Regions from separate parts of the Mus musculus genome. Here region 2 is linked to region 1. The links are chromatin loops, found by intact Hi-C in ENCODE. Cell type or tissue: heart. All regions are shown on one strand. Each heading gives the region's core, and the rest is flanking DNA. Links, peaks and the distances in the headings are about the cores only.

Region 1 (10,420 bases), core at 1,644-9,643:
GTGAGTAGGCTGTGTGGGGAGTTGTAGCTGTGGCTCTTAGCTTTAGTGTGGTGATTTGAACATGCTTAGCCCAGGGAGTGGCACTATTAGGAGGCGGGGGGCCTTATGAGAGGAAGTGTGTCACTGCAGGGGTGGGCTTTGAGAGCTTCCTCCTATTTGCTTGAGGAAGCCAGTCTTCTCCTGTTTGCCCTTGGAACAAGATATAGAACTCTCAGCTCTTCCAGCGCCATGCCTGCCTTGATGGTAATGGACTGAACCTCAGAACCAGTAAGCCAGCCTCAATTAAATGTTGTCCTTTATAAAGAGTTGCCTTGGTCATGGTCTCTGTTCACAGCATGGAAACCCTGGCTAAGACACTTAGCTTTACCCATCCTCACCAGATCTTGGCCATCAACCCACAGAGATTTCCCCCACTGATGCCAGCCTGGCCACTCTACATTAAGCTTCCATCTTAATCTTCTGGAACCATCTTATTTATACCCAGCCATCGTTGTTCTTCCACTCATAACCCAGGACAGAGCACATTGTCTTCTGAGCAAGATATTAGCTGAGACATTCATCCAACAGAGAAAGGAGAGCCTGGACCTGAGAATACTTACTCGTTTGTCATTTTTGTGATCGTACAACTCAAGAGGAATGTGGGGCTTTGGCTTATCTGCTGTGAAGGAAGAAGAGCAAGGAGACTCTGCTACCAATGGGATCTCTTTCTCTCTGGAAAGGCACTTCCCATGGAGTGTATCACTGACCTCTAACACCTCTGGTGAAGCCTATCTTCACTCTCTCCTGATTTGGCTATTTCCATCATCGCTATTGTTCTCCTCCAGGTTAATGACACAGTTCTGTGGTGATTTTCTTGAGTGTCTCACTCAAAGACTGTTCAGATTTTAACTTGCAAGTACTTGAGAGCAAGCCACCTGAATTGCATCCTAATGAAAGGTCAAGGGGATTATCAGTGTACAACTGATTTTTTTTTCCTGTGCGTATTTCCCCTAATTAGGATGTCTTCATTCTGTCTCTCCTGACATAAAAATAGTACTTGTTCATTATTTTAAAATTCAGGCAGAATAGAAATACATGAAAAAGTAAAACCTCTTAATAATCCTACCAACTTTGGAAATTTTTACCGATTGAAATATAGTTCATATGCTGTAACATTCACTTAAAAAGAAGTAGCTTGTTAGTTTGAGATTTTTGTATCTCCATTGTCTCAGTACTAAAAGGGTTGTCCAGTTATTAACACCATCCGTTTCCAGAACTTCTCTAAGACACACAAAGAACTGTAATGCCTAAAGCAGTTACCCCGTACCCCACTCCTCAGTCCATAGCCATCACTAGCCTGTTTCCTGGATTTGTCTATTTTGAATGCCAATGTAAATTAGTTCATACAATATGTGGTTGGGCTGGCTTATTTTCTCATGGCTGTGATGAAAGCAACATAGGCAGGAAGGCTTGCTTTTGTCTTAGTTTGAGGGCACAGTCGGTCCTGGTAGGGAAGTCATCCAAGCAGAATCCTACAAGGGATGGATATGGAGTCCACAGGCAGGAAACAGATATTAGTGAATACTTGTGCTCAGCTCGCTTTCTCCTTAGGTTGAGTTCTGGAACAGCCACACCACACACACACACACACACACACACACACACACACACACACACACACAAGAAGAGCACCCACATTTAGAGTGGCGTTCCCACTCCAGTTAACCTGATCCAGATAAACCTTCACAGTCATCCTCAGAGACTTGTTTTGCAATGACTCTCAATCTGGTCACACTGACAACACAAACCACCATGGTGGTCCCTCTTGACACGAGGCTTTCAACACAGCATCTCAACATTCAGCCGCAAGTAATCATATTTTACTTTTTTCTGTGCCTGTCTGACTAGTCCACATTTCTTTTTGCCCCATACTTATAGATTTATTAGATATTTTCTTTATTTACATTTCAAATGCTATCCCCTTTCCTTGTTTCCCCTCCAAAAATCCCCTATCCCTTTCCCTCCTCCCCCTGCTCCCCAACCCACCCACTCCTGCTTCCTGGCCCTGGCATTCCCCTGTACTGGGGCATAGAACCTCCACAGGACCTCTCCTCCCGTTGATGACTGACTAGGCCATCCTCTGCTACATATGCAGATAGAGACACGAGTCCCACCATGTGGTTTTGATTGGTGGTTTAGTCCAAGGGAGCTCTGGGGGTACTGGTAAGCACAGGGTCCCCAATGAAGGAGCTAGAGAAAGTACCGAAAGAACTGAAGGGGTTTGCAGCCCCAGAGGAGGAACAACAATATGAACTAACCAGAGCTCCCTTGGACTGGCCCACATTTCTTATCTACCTAGTTTTTATTCACTGCTGAACATTTGAAGCCCACATTTAGGTTATTGTGAGTAATGGTGATTTGAACTTTCCTAAGGAAGGATTTGTGTGAATACGATTCAACTTCCTTGACCTGCGTGCTTTTGTGAATAAGCTCGAACCATTGCTGCATACCTCTTTATTGACAGGAAAATCTATTATGACATACTGTTCTCCCCAACTGCTGGCTCTGCTTTCCCATACAGAATTAGAAGGCCCTCCAGTCACCAAATGACTTGAGTGACCTCTGTTGGAAGAAAACATGGCACACACTGATTCACCTGGCCTACATGTCACTGTCCTTGACAAGTGACCTAACCAACTGGATCAAAAACTTCATGGATGTGGCAATGCTGAAGTTTTCCCAGACTCCCTTTCTTTCTTCCTCTGCCATGGGTAGGGACGTCTCAAACCTGGGCCCTATAATGAATGGACACTGGGAGCTGAAAAACAGAGCCATGTTCCCTAATAACCAGTGTAGGGAAATTAACATTATAAGTAATCAAGATTTGCCTTTTACAGTCATGACTATGGCAAAGCTGACTAGTGCATGGGCAAGTCATTTATTATCTTCTTTTCTTACCCAAGAGTGTGTAGTCTTTACACATATAAACTCATATAAACTCTCGGTTTGTTCCAGAAACTGAGATGCCAACAGATTAAGTGATTTATAAATAAATAAATAAATAAATAAATAAAGTAAATAATAAGAGAGTCAAAGTCAACCACTGTTTTTACATTTATTTGAGAGGGGCATGTACCACAGCACACACAAGGTAAGAGGACAACGTTCCAGTGTTGGTTCTCTCTCTCTGCTCTGTGTGTTCTGGAGATCAAACTCAGGTAGCAGCAGCTTAAGCAGCAAGTGCCTTTATCCTCTGAGCCATCTTGCCAGCCCTCCAAGTTAATTTTTAGATCTAATTTTCCATCAAGACGAAGGAAGAGGTAGTTCTGAAGAGCCCACCAAAACGTTCAGAATTCCCTCTTCCTTCGTCTTGATGGAAATAGAACCCATGCTGTTGCATGACTTTTGGGCTGAAACTCACAACGCATTCTTGCTATGCTAATGAGCTCATGCTAATTGGAAAGTTATGATAAGCCAAACTGTGTGCTGTGGTTTTCATAGATAGATAGATAGATAGATAGATAGATAGATAGATAGATAGATTAATGGGGAGGAGGAAAATTATAAGACTGAATGAATCCTTACTCCTTATCTCTGCAGCCACCGGGCTGGGATCTATACCAACAAATAGTTGGCTGCTTCAGTCTTTTCTGCATCGAACTGCACTTGTTCTGTCTGACTTTAGCTTAATTGCCTAACTTGTGCCCCAGAGGTCAAGTACCCTTGCCTAACAAAGGGCCCTAATGATGGAAGGACTCTCAATCAGCATCCACATTCCAGCTGATTTAAGGTACGGTTTCTGTGTCTCTATCTTATCATAAATAAATAACAATTTTATGTAACTAACCTTCAGAAACAAAGGACCTTGGTCCCATGCCACTGTTGTTAAACAATGGCCAGCCACCTAACAAGTCCCTGGGGTTAGACCACTTAAGGCTTTAGGGCTCCATGCACTTGTAGGTGACAAATGTTCACTGATAGACTCCAGAAACCTAGAGCAGGAGGCAATTGAGGAAGACTTTTCCTTCCAGTACTATTGTGAATACACAAAACTCCACTAAAAAATTATTGATTTGCATACTTTAAACCAGGTATGCATAAGTAGATAGGGAGTTGCTTGTTTCTCAAAGCAGCTTGTACTTATACTCATTTAGCATACTTTTTAAATTTTGAATTTATTTATATTTTATGGGTGTGAGTATAGTGCCTGAATGTATGTATGCGCACTGTGTGTCTGTGTGTGTCTGTGTGTGTCTGTGTGTGTCTGTGTGTGTCTGCGTCTGCGTCTGCGTCTGCGTCTGCGTCTGCGTCTGCGTCTGCGTCTGCGTCTGCGTCGCTCACAGAAGACAGAAGACAGCACTGGACCTCCTGGAACTAGAGTTACAGACAGCTGTGAGTCACCACGTGGGTGCTGGGAATTGAATGCTCTGAAGCACAGCAATTGATCTTCGATCTTCGCCACTGAGCTACCCCTCCAGCCCTTCAGCGTGCTTTTAAAAGGCTACACGCTGCAAACCTTTTTCACCAAGTCAGTTTCAGATCATCTTAAAGAGACTCAATTTACAAACAACAAGAAAGCTATTAAAATCTAAAGGACGCTTCCAAGGTCGCGAGAGAGCCCCCCGTAACCCATGGCCCTATTCAACAAATGCAGAGCCAAGATGGGAAGTGCGAAACCCACTCAAGACAGAAATAAAGATATCACCACTGAATCTTCTAGAAAGTTAGCCATCCATAAAGAGTTCCCTAGCAGTGGGCATGAGCCCTAGAAAACACTAGAAACATGCGTCTTTAATAAGGTGATGAATAGAAATGGTCACGGCCCTGAATTTGGGGGCAGAATCATAGGCAAATAAGCATGCACACTCTTCCTACTGTCGCCTCTGCTTCAGAGTCGGAGATTACCGTATGCCAAGGAGAATGGGGAAGAGCTGGGAGCATAGTTCTGGTGGCAGAATGCTTGCCTAGCACGAAACCCTGGACTCCATCCCCAGCACTACAGGAACCTGTTCATGGTTGCACATTCCTGTAATCCCAGCAGGATATAGGAAGATCAGAAGTTCAAGGGCATGCTTGGCTACATATTAAGCTCAAGGCCAACTTTTGAGAACTGATCTCCAAGATGAAAGGAGCAAAGAAGAGAAGGAAGAAGGGGAAGAGGAAGAAGGCAGAGGAGGAAGAGGAAGAGGAGAAACACAGAAGCTAGAGTTGTAGATAAAAAAAAATTAAAATTAAAACAAAAACTGTGCCCTCAAATCCCTCGGGATTCATAGTTCTCCTACCCCACCCAGAAACTCTGCTCTCCAGGACTGGAGGGGGTACCCACACTCTCTGCTGTGCTTCCAGACCTCATCAGGGTGCCCATCTCTGGCCATGGCCCAGGTGACCTAACCAAGGTGCCCATATCTGGCCATGGCCCAGGTGTCCTTGAAAATTGAGAGAAATGTCAAGGGAAGCCAGATTCTAGCGAAAAGCTCCAGGAGGGGAAATTGAACGCAGCCAGGGACCCTAAAATCACGTTCTATTGCCGACTCCCATCCCAGCTTGGGTTTCCTGGCAGGAATGAGGAAGGACCTTCCCGGGAGGCTTTCCCAGGAGTTGGGTCTATTTGTTTATAACATGCTAGGTTATTCTTAGATGCAAATGTTTCACAAGGTCGCCGAGATAAGGCAGATACAAAGGTCAGACAGCCAGTCTTAAGTGGGGGCGGGGGGAGACACATGTAGAGTGGGAAAGAGACCGTACATTGTCTCGAGGCCTCTGGGGGCCAACAATGTACTGGGGTTTGCCTAGGGCTTTAGACAATTGCTCGGGTGGGAAGCAGGAGTGGGGGTGGGGCAGGAAGCCCAGAAAAGGCAGGGAGAAAAACCAGATGTGGTTGGTGTGAGTTACCCCAATAGAAAGATCTTTTCACATGAACAGGAAGAGGGAGGGAGTGCTACATAGATTATTCTTGGCACTTTAAATTTCTTTCCTTTTCTTCTTTCTCTCAACTCCTTTCAAATGGCCTGTGCTCGCTGAAAAAAATAAAAAAATAAAAACCAAACGCCAAATAAATTTTCCTTCTCTCTGCAGAGCTCCACGGGCAGACATTCTGTCACTGCTTGTTATGAAGTAATTTCTGTTGGCGAAATGTAACACACACACACACACACACACACACATGCCTTCTCTTCTCTTCTTCTCTTCCAACTCTGGCTGCCGTCTGCACTCCCACATCGTTGTTTGACAAGACGTACGTATCAGGTCACAGAGAGTGTTCTCTGCACTTTCCACCAGAGCCCAGGAAGTGGGGTAAAATGGAAAAACCAAGGAGAGCCAGCCAGCCAGGGGCGGATCACGAGCCCGGAGGCCCTACCACCCAGGCAGGGCTGTGCTGGCTCATTACTGTGCTGCTCCTAGAAACCCTTGCTGAGACCAGAGTTCCTTCAGCTTTTATTGTCACTATTAAGAATATTAATGGTCCAAGGATCCCGAAGGCCGATGAGCATTTTCTTGAAATGCTTTTCCCAGGGTTGAGGCACAACTCTGTGTGACACATCATTAAATCCCACTGGCCACTCACCCAGCAAGGGCAAAGAACAGTAGACTCCTACCAGTGAAACAGAGTACAAAGAGCATCCTTGCCAGCCTGCGCCTGTTGCTCCAATTACAACTGCAGCTCCATTAGCAAGGGGACCCATCACGGTAGCGCTCTGGGGTCAGCATCCTGAGTCCCAGATATAGAAATCTTATCTGTAATCCTAAAATGTGTTTAAGGGCCACACCCTTCTCCTCCTAGGAGATTCTCTCTGCTCTCTATTCGTTGCTTTGCAGCTGCTCTTTCCACATTGGCACTGGGAACCCAGTTGCACTTCTCAAGGTCTGGGCTCAGAAACGCAAGCTGCTTTCAAGCCCAAGGCCTCCACATGGAACTCTTCCTTAGGGTAGAGCAGCGCCACGACCGGTCAGTGAGTGAAATACAGAGGCTTCCTAAACCCAAGGTATCAGAGCCCATAGGGAGCCACTCCTGGACCACTGTTGGAGAGATCAATACAGCGACACTAAGCCAGCGTTAGAGAACAAATCATTCGACTCACAGATTGGAGCTATATGGATGTATGAAATAGCAACAAGTGCTAATTGCAATCACTCATCCTGAGATCTCTGCTATCAAAGCAACATGTCCTCCGAGGCTGATCTTTGGTGATGGATTCCTGAATCTTGTCTGGCAGTACCCTGCAAAGAAGGAAGCCGTAACCGGTTCCCCTGTGTGTCTATCACTAACCATCATAGAGCAATGGTTCTCAACCCGTGGGTCACAGCCTCTTTGGGGGTTGCATATCAGATATCCTGTGTATCAACTATTTACATTGCAACTCATACAACTAGCAAAACTACAGTTACAAAGTAGCAACAAAAATAATTTTGTGGTTGAGGGGTCACCACAATATGAGGAACTGTGTTAAAGGGTCACAGGCCCAGGAAAGTTGAGAGCCTGTGGGCTTGTTTGATGTCAGCTTGACAGAAGCTATCGTCTTCTGAGAAGAAGGAACCTCTGTGGAGGCCCTGAGAAAATGCCTCCTTAAAAGCAGGTTGTAGGCAAAGCTATAGTTTTTTTTTTTTTAATTAGTGATGAATGGAAAGGGCCTGATCCATTTTGGGTGGAGTCACCCCTAGGTTGGTGGTCTTGGGTTCTATAAGAGAGCAAACTGATCAAGCCATGGAGAAAAAGACAGTAAACAACACTCCTCCATGGTTTCTGCATCCATTCCTGCCTCCAGCTTCCTGTCCTGACTTCCTTATAAGTCAAATAAACACTTTCTTTCCCAATTTGCTTTAAGCTTGGTGTTTCATCCTAGTTAAGACCACTGTATATACATAGCTAAGATCCAGTCCAAGGTCAGGTGGCCCGATTGACTTGTGAATAATGTCAATATGTCTGGGAATGATGTCATTTCATGACAGAAGGACATCCAAAGCAAACTATCTATATCACAAGCCAAGACCAGGGATATGAGCGCACCACTAGGTCCCACCTCCCTCTCAAAAGCACAACTCCCACCAACTTGAGCCTCTCTCATAAAGCTGGACTTCCTGAAAATCCTCAACACCTCTGGCATTGACCCCTGGGGATCAAGCCTTTAAGCCATGACCATCTTCCACATATTACCCAACACAGCTTCTCATTCCTCATTCCTCAGTTTCAATAATGACCAAGGCCTCCAGAGGGTGTAATAGGCCATCTGCATTAAAAATACAGATGCTTGGCATGGTGGTCACAGGACTAGAATTCCAGACTTGGAAGCTGAGGCAGGAGGATTAAGAGTTTAAAGTCAGTTTCAGTTACATAGTGAGACCCTGTCTGAAAGAGACAGGAATAGACAGAGAGAAGAGAAGGAGGGAGAAGAGGAAGGGTTTAAAAGACATAAAATCATGATGACATACACTATGATACACAGTGATACAATGATATACACACTGGTACAATGGTATACACACTGATACAATGGTATACACACTGATACAATGGTATACACACTGATACAGTGCTATACACACTGAAACAATGGTATGCACACTGATACAATGGTATACACACTGATACAATGGTATACACACTGATACAATGGTACACACACTGATACAATGGTATGCACACTGATACAATGGTATGCACACTGCCCCCAATGCTTACAACCCTAATCCAATCAGGAGAAAACCTCAAACAACCTCAAATTGGGAGACATCCTCAAAGCATCCCACTAGTACTCTTCAGAACTGTCATGAAAGCCAGGACTGAGCGACTGTTAAAACTGGGAGATCCAAGGACTGGCCATGCCTGTGTGCACCAAGTCCTTCTGGGTTGGATCCTGGAACAAAAAAGAAGTCGTTAAGAGGGAAAACAAAATCTGAATAAAGCCCATAGGTAGTTAATAGCAACTTACCCATATTAAACTTTCAATTTCACCAACTATGGAATGGTTATGTAAGATGCTGTTAGAGGGGAAATAAATGGGGTGAAGAGAGCCACGAACTGAGTGTATGCTTACAACTGCTCTGCGGGGCTGCAATCACTCCGAAATAAACTTCCTTCTAAAAAGAGAAACAGATTTAATAAACATGTCAACCAATCATTTGTGGGACATTACTTGACTTATGATCAAACTATTTAGTTCAGGCATGACGGCACAGACCTGCAATCCTAGGACTCAGGAGGCAGAGGGTGGAGGAATGGAAGTTCAAGGCAGCCTTGAAGCCAAAACCAAAGCAACAAGCAAACAAGAAATATTTTAAAATATTTAAAATATTTATGAGGTAACGTCAATTTTAACTGTTGTATGTTTGAAGGGATAGCTGATCACTTTCGCAGTTGTTGGGAGTCTCATAGTATACATAGTTTACATTTTTAATTTTCTTATTTGTGTGTGTCGTTCTGGGCCTCTAGCCCGGGGCCACCTACAGCAAGGACCCTACCATTGAACTACGCCTCTCGACCCCTGTAGTTGTGTTTTATAAAAGAAGTCTTCGTTTTTTTAGAAATAAAAATCGGAAGGATTTGTGAGTAGAATGGGTGATACAATGTCATGATATTTTTTCAAAAGCAAGACAGGAGCCACGAAGCGGGAGGGAGTAAATCATGGCTTAAGAAACCACGAGGAAATGCTGGGAATGAATGATGGGACTTGAGCGTTTGTTATTCTAAGATGCCCCAGCTTAAAATATTTTTTTGAAATTCAAAGTAGGGGGCTGAGTAGATACCCCAGTCAGTAAAGCACTTGCCTCAAAACTATGAAGACCTGAGTTCAGGTCTCCAGAACCTCTGTAAAAATCAAGTGTAGTTGTTGGGGTCGGTAATTCCAGAGACAGGCAGATGCTTGAAGCTCACTGACCAGCTGGCCTAGATGAGCCATTGAGCTCTAGAATCAACGAGACAGGCTCTATCTCAAAATATCTGATGAAGAGGGTAGGCCAGCAAGGGAGTTTGTGTGTATGCCTGGTTATCACTGTTCAGTCCCCAGATCCCTTAAGGTAGTAGGAGAGAATTGACTTCCAAGAGCTGTCCTCTGATCTCTACACTTATGCCATAAAGTTCTCTCTCTCTCTCTCTGTATATATATATATATATATATATATATATATATATATATATATATACATACATATACATATATGTGTGTGTATATATATGTGTGTGTGCGTATTAGATAGATGAATGAATGGATAAATGATAAATAAATAAAATTTAAAACATAGAGGATGCTGATGCTGCAACAAAGGGAGACTTCTGCGGTCAATCTCTGGCCTCCACATGCCCTCTGATCCACACATTGGCAACTCACGAACAAGTAAATACACCACAAGTATTCACAAATAAGTAATCCAAAGAAGAAAACCCATGACCACTAGCCCTTGATCACCGCAACATCCTGTCTCTTGCATTTTATCTGGCTCAGCAACT
Region 2 (10,420 bases), core at 1,622-9,621, 95 kb before region 1:
CTCTCCTAGGCCTATATAAGCAGCACCAGTTCTGGGCTCGGGGTCTCTTCGCCTCTGCAATCAAGCTCTCCCAATAAACGTGTGCAGAAGGATCCTGTTGCAGCGTCGTTACTGCTGGCCAGTCCGGCGCGCGCAAGAGACAGCCTTGACAAGGATGACAGGGATGACATGATGTGTTCTCTCTGGCCCTTTCCAGATGTTCTGCAAGAACAGAGTCAGTCCCTTAAGTCACTTCACAACACAGATCCTTTTCCCCTTCCACCGAACCACGAACTTGTGCGTTCTAGAGGGTGGGGCCGCTGTTAAAAAGTTGGCAATGGGGTGGGTAAGGCACTTGTTTTCCTTTAAACAATTCTAAACTCACGCCTAGGAAACTGCTGCAAGCCTATTTTATAGCTGAAGAACCCAAGACCTAGAAAAGTAGTGATTTACCTGGGATTAATGGCCTCATTGGGAATAGATTCCCTGTCTGAGTCCTTGCTCAGCTCTACCCTAGCTGTGTGTGTCACCGGAGCATATAAACTAACTCCATTAGCTTCCCTGAAAATGAGGACAAAAGGGCCACTCACAGGTTTCCTGTCTTGCTCAAGACTTGAAAAGTGCTTTGTAAACTCTGAAGAAGAAAAGAGTGACTATATATGGGTAGCAATCTCCTTAAGCTGGTGGAATGGGCAAGGGGTGAAGCCAGTGAGCACTCAGGCCAGTGGGTCTCAACCTGTGGGTCTAGACCCCTTTGGAGGTCGACCATGTAGCATTAGGAAGGTTGAGAACCACTGACTTAAACTCGTGGTCCCGCCCTGTCTCAGAAGCTAGTGCATGCTCTAGAAATCCGCTCCTATGAAATATTCTCCTGATAGCTTCAAGCTACCATAAAGCCTCCTTGGCAGCTACAGATTTGTTCTTTTTGACTACTGTGTAGTCCCAGGTTTACTCTGAGAAACTTGGCTAAAACACTTTTAAATAATTTAAACTTCTTTTTAAAATATGTATATATTTAGCTACAGCTATGTATATATTTATCTTTAGCTAATTACAATCTTTGCATTAATACAGAAATATCCCAAGACCAAGGGATGGTGCACTCACCTTCCCCAATTTTGTTCCCCACGGGCAGCATTGGTCCACATACACAGTTTCAAAAATAGCATGTATGTGGACATACTGGACTATACTTGATGACTGGCCTTAGGGATCTGTGGTGGGTACTTCACTCTTACAAAGCTGCGAGCTGTTTTTCACAGTTACACAATACTTCACTGTAGAACTATGTCATACTTTGTCCTTGCTCTCTATTAGGTTATTTCCAACTTGTACTTTTTTTGAGGCAGAGTCTCATATATCTCAGAGTTGCCTTCATATTGGATGTAGCAGAGGGTGACACTCGGAATAGCTGATGTCCCTGCCTCCACTTTCAAGTGCTGGAATTACAAGCTTGAGCCACAACTCCAGGCTAATGTGGTTGGCGCTAGGGATCAAATCTAAGGCATGCGAGGCAAGCACTCTACAAATGAACTATACTTCAGCCTTCCAACCTGTAATTCTTATATATGGTATCATATGTAACCTCATTGTGTATATACCTGTGTGGACACAATTTATCTATGCTGAATTTATCCCTGCTATTTACTCAGTAGAAACCACTTCCTCCACTTTTCTTTTGGATTGCTTTTTCTTTTTTGTTTTTCGTTTTGGTGTTGGTTTGTTTTCGAGATAGGGTTTTTCTGTGTAGCCTTGGCTGGCCTAGAATTCATTCAGTAGACCAGACCAGCCTCAAACTCAAAGACCCCCTGCCTCTGCCTCCAGAGTGCTGCAATTAAACGTGTGTGCCACCACCACCCTGCTCCCTTTCCTTCACTTTAAGTAACATTGATGTCTACTCTTCTTCAGTCACCAAGCATGCCTCTGTTGGGCTTTGCAGAGAGACTTGGCATTCACATCCTTCTCTCACCTTGTCTAGTCAAACACTCCTGCCGACAAGCAGCATCTGCATGTGCAAAACACCCTCCGATAGCATCAGCCCAGGATTGCTTTAAATACACCAAAGAGGTCATGCCACAGTTAGTGAGTCTCATAAATAACCTCCTAATGAATAAGACAAGGATGCCAGACTTCCACTCTGCCAAAAGATCAGGTGCGTCTTCATTGGAGACAGAGAACACTGATCCCTCACCAGCCAAGCAAGAACCTTGCATGCCCATGGCAAGGGTCTACCTTGTGGGCTGCTCCAGCCTCTCTCAGCCCCCCACAGCCGCAGTCCATGCATCTCAACTCCTACTCCAGGGAAAATGCTGAAGCAAATTCCAACTTCCAGAGTTGTCTGTAGTTTCAAGAACAGACTTCTGGGGCCCATTTGTACTTACCGAGCATTCGTGCATCCTAGTTTCTAGTCCAACCGTAATTCACCTGCTACGTCTGCACTTTTGGCTGAGCTATGGTTTTCCTAAATTGAAACATTTCTTAGGCTCAAAGATCTCCCTGGTGTTCAAAAGGAAAATTGGTTTCCTATAAAAGCTTGGCACCGCTATCATTAATTAACAGAAAGCAGAATGCCTCTGTGTGTTTACCTTCACAAAGTGTATCCGTGCAATGCACATCTTTCCCGGAGGCATAGTTTATTCCTATAGAGCAGAAATTATGAATGTATTTAAAAATAAATGCATGTCTTTTACCAGCAGGGAAGTTTTGAAGAGCAGATGACATACTTCATCAAAGGACACCAGACATGCGGACGTGAAAATTAAACAGAGCCCTTTGGTAGGAGAAAGTAAATGCGATTAACCCTTTCAGTTAGTCTGAGGGCACTTTTCTACGGTTTGCTTCGACATTTCCAGCAATCTATGGGTTGTTAATCATCTAGCCAGACACTAGCTGTTTATATTTAATCGGATTTGGTGGAGCACAAGTATGTGTGTGAAAGGGGAAAAAAAGGAAAGGTTTTGTTACTAATTAGAATTTCAGACTTCCAGGGGAAGGTAAAGTTATAAGTCTCTCTGTATCTGTTTTTGTTTTGTTGAGTGAGCATCTCAGCACTTGACCTTGAACCTTGACCCAGATTGACCTTGAACTCCTCCCCAGCCTTCTGAATGCTCACATCACAGGCTCGTGCTGCCGTACCCAACTTACAGTTATATTGTTTTTAAAATGTGGCGTAGGAGTGTGGGTATAATTCACAGGTAGAGTGCTTGTCTAGCATGCAGAGTTCCTTAGGTGATCCTTAGGAACATACACACACACACACGCATACACACAAGAGAGAAAGAGAGACAGAGACAGACAGACAGACAGACAGAGACCAAGACAGAGAGGACACAGAGAGACTATACACACAAACACTGGGATGTTGCTAAGTTTTTAGAAAGAAAGAAACCTTGTTATTTGTGACCTCTTGATACTTCAGAAAAATCCATTCCTGGCAAGAGCTGGCCACTGAAGGTAGAAGACGCCATGAAACGAAAAACAGACAGATGGTTTCAGGATGGCACGAAGAAAAATGTAGTGAGGGTCTGTGGACAAAAAAAAAAAGTGTCTTAAGAGGCAGCAATATAGGTGGATCTCCATAGTCCAGCAAAAGAAAAGGGTTCATTGCTAAGCTGGAGAAAGAGGGAACCACTGAATGTACCTGAACTTCCCCAAAACTACAAACATGTCCAACATCAGTCTGGGTCTCACGGTTGGCACATGGCACTCAGCTGATGATCTACATCTCTTCAAACGAATTCCAGGGTCCAAACCAGTGCACGAGGATTATAACTAAAGCCTCCATGTGGGTGATGCTGGGCACATTATGTTGATAAGCCAGACTCTGCAAAATAAATATGACTTGATATCATCTCTGTGTGGAATCCAAGGTACAACCCTATGGTGGCTTGAATGAGAAGATCCTCCAGTCTCAAATGTTTAAACGCTTGGTCCTCAGTTGACATTGCTGTTTGGGGGAGGTACAGAATGTATAGCCTGTGGGAGGAGGTACATCACTGGAGGCTGGCTTTGAGGGTTTAAAACATCATGCAGCTTCCAGCTTGCCCTCCCTGTGTCATGCTGAGACTCTCAGCTTTCTGTCTCCGCTACCATGCCCGCCACTGTGGCTACGCTTCTCTTAGGCATGGTGAGTGACTACACTTGACAATATTGTGTCATAGCCCTGAGATTTTCTTAAATGTTCTTACTACAGGTAGAGTAGGAAATGCAAATTCTACGAGGTGACGGATATGTTAATAGTTAGACCGCGGTGATCACTTTGTAATGTACATACATACCCAAACGTCAGGATGTACACCTTAAATGTCTTAAATATGCACAGTTCCAATTTGTCATACTTCAGACAAGCTGAAAAAAAAAATCAGAATCTGTTCAGATCCTGAAGTGCGACTGAAATAAATATTCTTTGTGTGGTTTGGTTTTAGCTGGCATCATCTGAGTCACGATACATGGAAAGCTCTGAGATGGCTTGTAATGTTAGCTACGTTATCATTTGCATTAGATGATTTCAAGCCATAATGTAACCTGGATTATATCCAGTGGCAAAAGACTGCCTAGCATGCACCAATCCTTGGGTTCAGTCTGTAGAACTGAAAGAGAAAGGGGAGGAGAGGGGAAGAGAAGATAGTAATGACTTGTGAGTATGTCCTTGAACTCTGGAACCTCACTGTATATTATTATTATTATTATTATTATTATTATTATTATTATTATTATTATTATTATTTTGCTCCTATGATTTTTTTTATAACAAGGTTGGGGTGAGGGTAAGCAATGCTGTTAAACACTGTGTTCAATAAACACTTGCTGACTTTAATTAGAGATGATCTCCTATGTTCCACGATAGAAAACATCAAACATTTTAATTTAAAAATCCCACTCAGAATCCTTCAGACTTGTCGCTCACAAGAAGCAGGAGGCGCAGTGGGACCACAGCTGAAGGAAATAGCTGCTTGGCAGTCCTCCTCCCCTCCCCTCCCCTCCCCCCCTTCTGTTGAAGGCACTGCCAGCGCCAAACAGAGCAATGCCATGTGTCCTGGGAGCACCAAGCAACATCAATTCTATTAAACTGAAAATGGAACAGACCACAAAGTCCAGCAGGCGAGAGGCTTGCTGAGGTCTTGGCAGCAAAAGACAGGCACAAACAGGCAAGAGGAGCCAGAGGACAAGCCAGGCCAGCTGCAAACCTGAAGGTCTTGGTGCCAGCCACTGCTCGTTAAAGGATCACAGAACCTGCAGGATTCATTCCCCAACCTGCCCTGCATTGTTCTGCATGCTCCACTCTGTTCCACTTGCACTCTGAGCTCCCTGCTCTTTCTTTTGAGCCGGCTTCAATCTGGCACCCTGACTACACTTTCTTCTTAACAACAACCTACCACTTCACATTTGGGTCTGGCGTTTCTTCTTTACTTGGGATTGCTTAAGTGGCTTCTCTTATAACAATGAGTGTCAAGGTTCCTTTAGCCTGCCTTGGGAGCCTACTCCTGTGACTGTTTCCATTGGAAAGCCCAGGCATTCAGCCAGGCACTCTCCCTTGGTCCTTAGACATAGGAAAGTCTTTGGAAAATCCTCAAAAGACGTAGTGGATTCAAGCATAGCCCAGTTTGTGAATACACAGAACTTCAGCTCAAAGGGAGCAGAGGACTCATGGACACAGTACCTTTGTGGTCTCAGGCATCGGGCAGTTGGTATCAGTGAGCAGGCGCTGCAAGCCTGTCAACCAGGAAGTAGTCAGGAACCATACCAGGCCCATGTCACTGGACCCGGATGAGCACTAATTCCAAAGGAGAGGCTGCTATAGTTCCTACCAGGATTGATCTCATAACTGTGATAGGCAAGGAGTTAGAACCATTGGGAATCTAGCTTTCATGTAAGAGATACAGGGTGCAGACAAAAGCAAGGTGGGCAGAGACATGGTAATGAGGATACTTCCATGGAGGGCTGTGGCCTTTGACATTATTTTGATGAAAAAAAGGTTGTTCTTTCCACTCTCATAATGTTTTAGAGAACTTTAGGGAAAGAAAAAAAGTTGGCATAATTAGCAATTTTAGACTTTTATAACTAAGCAGAAAATAGTTTTGATAGCATCCACATATCTCGTCACATACCAAGATCGTTTATTTCCAGTAGGAATGCACCTGGTTAAAAGATAAGGAATAACCCCCTACTTTTGGAAAATCCAAATCGGACAACACACCACCCGATAGAGGTAGAGCAGTGCGTTAAAGGAAACGCCCAGGTCAGTGAGGCCTGCTGGGTACTGCATCACACTCGAGCCTGTTCACCAGGATCAAAAGGTCTCCTCCCTAAAGCGTGTCAGTAATTTAATCTCCCCCGCCATGTAATCTGGTTTGCAATTGTAAACCAATGCAAAATCATGACAGCAAATACTTAAATATATGCTTCGAACCTGGGCGATTGCCCAGAAGTAAAATGCATCCAAAGATCCAATATCCTGACATTTAATAAAAGTTTGAATTATATTTGCAGCCTGCTATGATTTAATTTTCCTGAGTTCAATATTTAATAAAACTATAAAAATCTATTACATGTATCTTGTGCTATTGCGCAAGGATAGCTAACCTGTCTCGTTCTAGTGCCATGCTGCAACAGATTAAATCTGAATCTCACCATTAGCTAGTTGGGTTACAAATCATTCAATCTGTCCGTCCTTCGGTTTTCTCCCCAGTTAGATAGGGATTAAAAGAGAATCTCTTTAAGGCGACTGTTGTGAAGATTCAATGATTGGACATAAAGACTGTGAACCACTGCTGAACATGCTGTGAGAACTCAGTCCATTTTAGTTAGGCTTAATCTCTTTTCATGTGTAACCGGTACCCTCTGGTTCTTGTTTTGTTTGCTCACTGGTGTCAAATGGCTACATACAAACTCTGTTAAGAGAAGAGAAGAATTTTGTCAATTTGTGAATTCAACAAGGGCACCCTGAGGTCAAATGAGCCGTATTAGCAGAGAGATCTGTCTTGAATCAAACATGAGTCCTATGAAGGTTGAAGTTAGGGCAAACTTAAACTTCACAGGCTCCTAAGCTCCAAAGCTGATAACATGTTCACAAAACACCAGAAATCTATTTCTGATAAGCTGATAAGTTACACTTCTCTTGTGTCTATTTCGGCCATTTCTACCCCAAGCCCTATAAAACACTAGAAACATCCCAAGATGCTGTGGACCCTCAGAAGCTAGAAGGCAGGCTGTAATGCCAGCTCACCGTGTTAGTGAGTGAAATGCTCAATGAACCTTGAGTTGACAAAGAGCTGATGAGGCCTCTTTTCTTCGTGGATGCTTGATCTGCATCAGAGCAAGGTGCTCACGAGACTGGGACAACTGAATGCAAATATTTTACTTAACTTTTTTCCTCTGTAAAACTGTGACTTTGATTCCCTTCCTGGGTGTCTGAATATTTTTGGAAGAATGTGGCACAGACTGCCTGACTACAACAGCTCCTACTTATCAACAGTTCAAGTGTATTTAACCTCCAGGACAGTCCATTCAGGAGTTATTACCCTTGGAGCCATTTTAAGGGTGATGAAATAATGGAAAATGGAAAGATTGAATTTTTCTAAAATCACACAGCTATTGACCTGGGCATATCAGCCTGAGACTAAGTCTTATCTAACTTCTGAAAACACCACATTTAACTACTGCACTGTAGTAAATGCTGTTTCCTATGGAGGCTGGGGAGATAGTGCAATGGGTAAAGCACTGTATGTATTATTATATGCAAGCATATGTATGTCTTATTGTATGCAAGCATGAGTATCTAAGTTTGTATCCCTCTTACCTGTGTAAAAAGCAGGCATGGTGATGTGGGACCCAAGGCTGGGAGCTGGAACCAGGAGGATCCCAGAAGAGCAGGCCAGCCTGGCAAGTCAAATGACAAGCTCTAGGCTTAGGACAAGACCTTGTCTCAGAAAAGGTGGAAGGTAAAGAGAGGAAGACAGCTGACATTGACATTGACCTCTGAACTCGAGGTGCCACACTCACACACACTGTCTCATACTCAAGCTTGCAGCACACAATCGCAACCACAAAAGAACTCACGAAGTCGCTGATAGAAGCTTGCCTACAACACTATCAAGAAAGCTGACATGTAAGCCAGGTGTGGTGACACATGCCTTTAATCTTGGCACTCAGGAGGCAGATCTACAAATAGTTCGAAATCACCCTCATCTACAAAGTGAGTTCTGGGCTACACAGAGAAGCCCTGTTTTAAAAAAAATCATCCCTCTCTTACAAAACAACAACAACAACAACAACAACAACAAAAAAAAACCCTGAAAAACCAGAGATATGAGGTACTTGTCCAAATACTTCAGCAAAGGAAATCTTGGGACAGGAACTCAGGACTCCTGACTAACAACCCAAGACCTTTTCTCTGGAACCTGGTTGTCTCCTTTTACCAAAAGAAACAGTTTTCTAGCATGGATAAACCAGATTATCCTCCTCTCAGAATGCTAAAATGACTTGCTTTTCAGACATGGCTCACTCTTGTTTCACAGGCTCTGTCAATTCTTTTGTAACCCAGAAAATGTTGACGCAAATTAAATTCTGCAGGTTTTTAGTCAAAACATCCATGGTTGTGGGTTTCCTTGTGTTTGTCTTTTCATTTTCCTGCATTTGAAATTTCCAGTTAGGCCATAATTTGTAGGTTTAGATTTTTCAAAACCTACTTTAATAAGGGTTCTTAAAACCTTCAACCTCCCTCTAGCCCACCTACCAGAGATAGGGGGAAATAGAGTTTAATAGACAATGGGGAGTGTAGTCCTGTTTAGAAGTAGTTCTTTGGGTCAATTACAGCATTTGTTGTCAGAATATGAGCAGTCCAGTCCAAAACACCAAACACAAATCAGTAGCAGCAGCTTGGTCCAGAAGAAACTTCAGGCTCCTCTGAATCAGCATGACTCTGCCAACCTGGCAAGAAGCAGCTGGAACACAAGAAGTTCTTTGGTGCTTTTCTCTCTATGAAGTCCTGACAAGCGAAGATCAGCAAAGACCATTGAAGTGTTGCAAGGCGAACCAACTCAAGAGCGTCCTCTCACTCTCTGTAGGGTTATGTTTATATTCTTTCTAAACATTACACACCCCCTCAAGCATCCACTCCAGCAAAACATCACTGCCCTTTCGCAAAAACAACTTTCAGGAAAACGCCATGTGTTTGGTCTCAGCAAACATCCTCTCATAAGACAGCATCCAGGAAAACATCACATGACACAACCGAGTCTCCAAAGAAACCAGAAATTTCCACTTCAATAATTCCTGTAAAGGAAAAAGAGAAAGAAAGAACAAAAGAAAAAAAGGGAAGGAAGGAAGGAAGGAAGGAAGGAAGGAAGGAAGGAAGGAAGGAAGAAAGAAAGAAAGAAAGAAAGAAAGAAAGAAAGAAAGAAAGAAAGAAAGAAAGAAGAGAGGGAGGGAAAGAGAGAGGAAGGAAGGAAGGAAGGAAGGAAGGAAGGAAGGAAGGAAGGAAGGAAGGAAGGAAGAGACAGTTCATACCAGTCATGCCTGCCATTTATCCACCAGATAGCTGGCACATGACAGATGTGGTGGTTAAGTGAGGTTCAGTATCTTACCTAAAATGCCTATTGTGCCTGGCCCATTTGTCACGGATGCCCTCAGTACACTACCCATGTGATGACTATTCACCAAAAAAGCATATAAAGAATACCAATCTAATTATGATGAAAATGAAGCTTGTCTGTAGTTTAAAGAGAAGGCTGGTCGTCCCCCCCACCCCCCCAAAGGTTCTACTATGTCATGAGAGGAGCTGGAACATGAGTCTCCCACCCAATAGTGAGGAACATATTTGAAGTTACACACAAGGGTTTACTTGTTAAAGATATTACTCCCAAGAGAAAGAAGCCACGTACTTTGGCCTGGAACAACAGGAAGGATTCCATGAGGATGTCTCCAAAATTAACCCATATTGATTAGATTATAATATAACATACTAATTATATTAGACATGTAGAGACTCTAGAGTTGCATTTCTAAAGAATGTTGAAAATGTTAAGGTTATGAGTATTTGAAAATGGACTAAATATATTTTGCATTGAAATATGGCCATGAGTATTTCAGGGACAAGGGTAGAATATTATGGATTAATATGGTTAGTTCTAGACTCCACTCATGGTGATATAAAAAATGTAAAGGTTGCAACTCGTTTGAAATATTTTGCTTTGAGGGTAGAGCTCATGAGTATCATGTACACACAGAGATGACTAGAGAAGTGTTTTCATGGCTCAGCCACTCAGTGGCTGCTACCACCATGGTCTAAGGAGCCCATTTTCTGCTTCATTAATGTAAGCCAATCTAAGCAAAATACTATTTATAATAATTATTTGTTTCCTTAGTCCAGGTACTGTAATCTCAATTTAATGAGTGGACAGAAAGAAATGAGGAAAAATAAGAGATATTGTTTGCTTGTGTA

Evidence for each region. Peaks named below come from ENCODE experiments on the same cell type or tissue, not always from the same donor. Only the 100,000 strongest peaks of a DNase experiment are listed, where the experiment ranks them.
Region 2: it touches region 1 in a loop (2.3-fold over the local background); 3 of 42 quality-filtered maps call a loop at or near these places.

The regions. Positions count from the first base shown.
Region 1 is chr17:80,821,506-80,831,925 of GRCm38, reverse strand. No RefSeq gene overlaps it. Among named protein-coding and RNA genes, the nearest start is that of Gm33596, 17 kb to the right of the region's middle. In heart, for the core only: a CTCF peak has its summit at 8,153 (motif pointing right); DNase peaks (open chromatin) are centred at 5,685 and 6,255; H3K4me3 peaks cover 480 bases; H3K27ac peaks cover 2,181 bases.
Region 2 is chr17:80,916,549-80,926,968 of GRCm38, reverse strand. C230072F16Rik (RIKEN cDNA C230072F16 gene) reads right to left here. Exons shown (of 6, transcript NR_131127.1): 2 at 3,620-3,802; 3 at 3,368-3,503; 4 at 27-201. Among named protein-coding and RNA genes, the nearest start is that of Tmem178, 23 kb to the left of the region's middle. In heart, for the core only: a CTCF peak has its summit at 4,887; a DNase peak (open chromatin) is centred at 5,088; H3K27ac peaks cover 270 bases.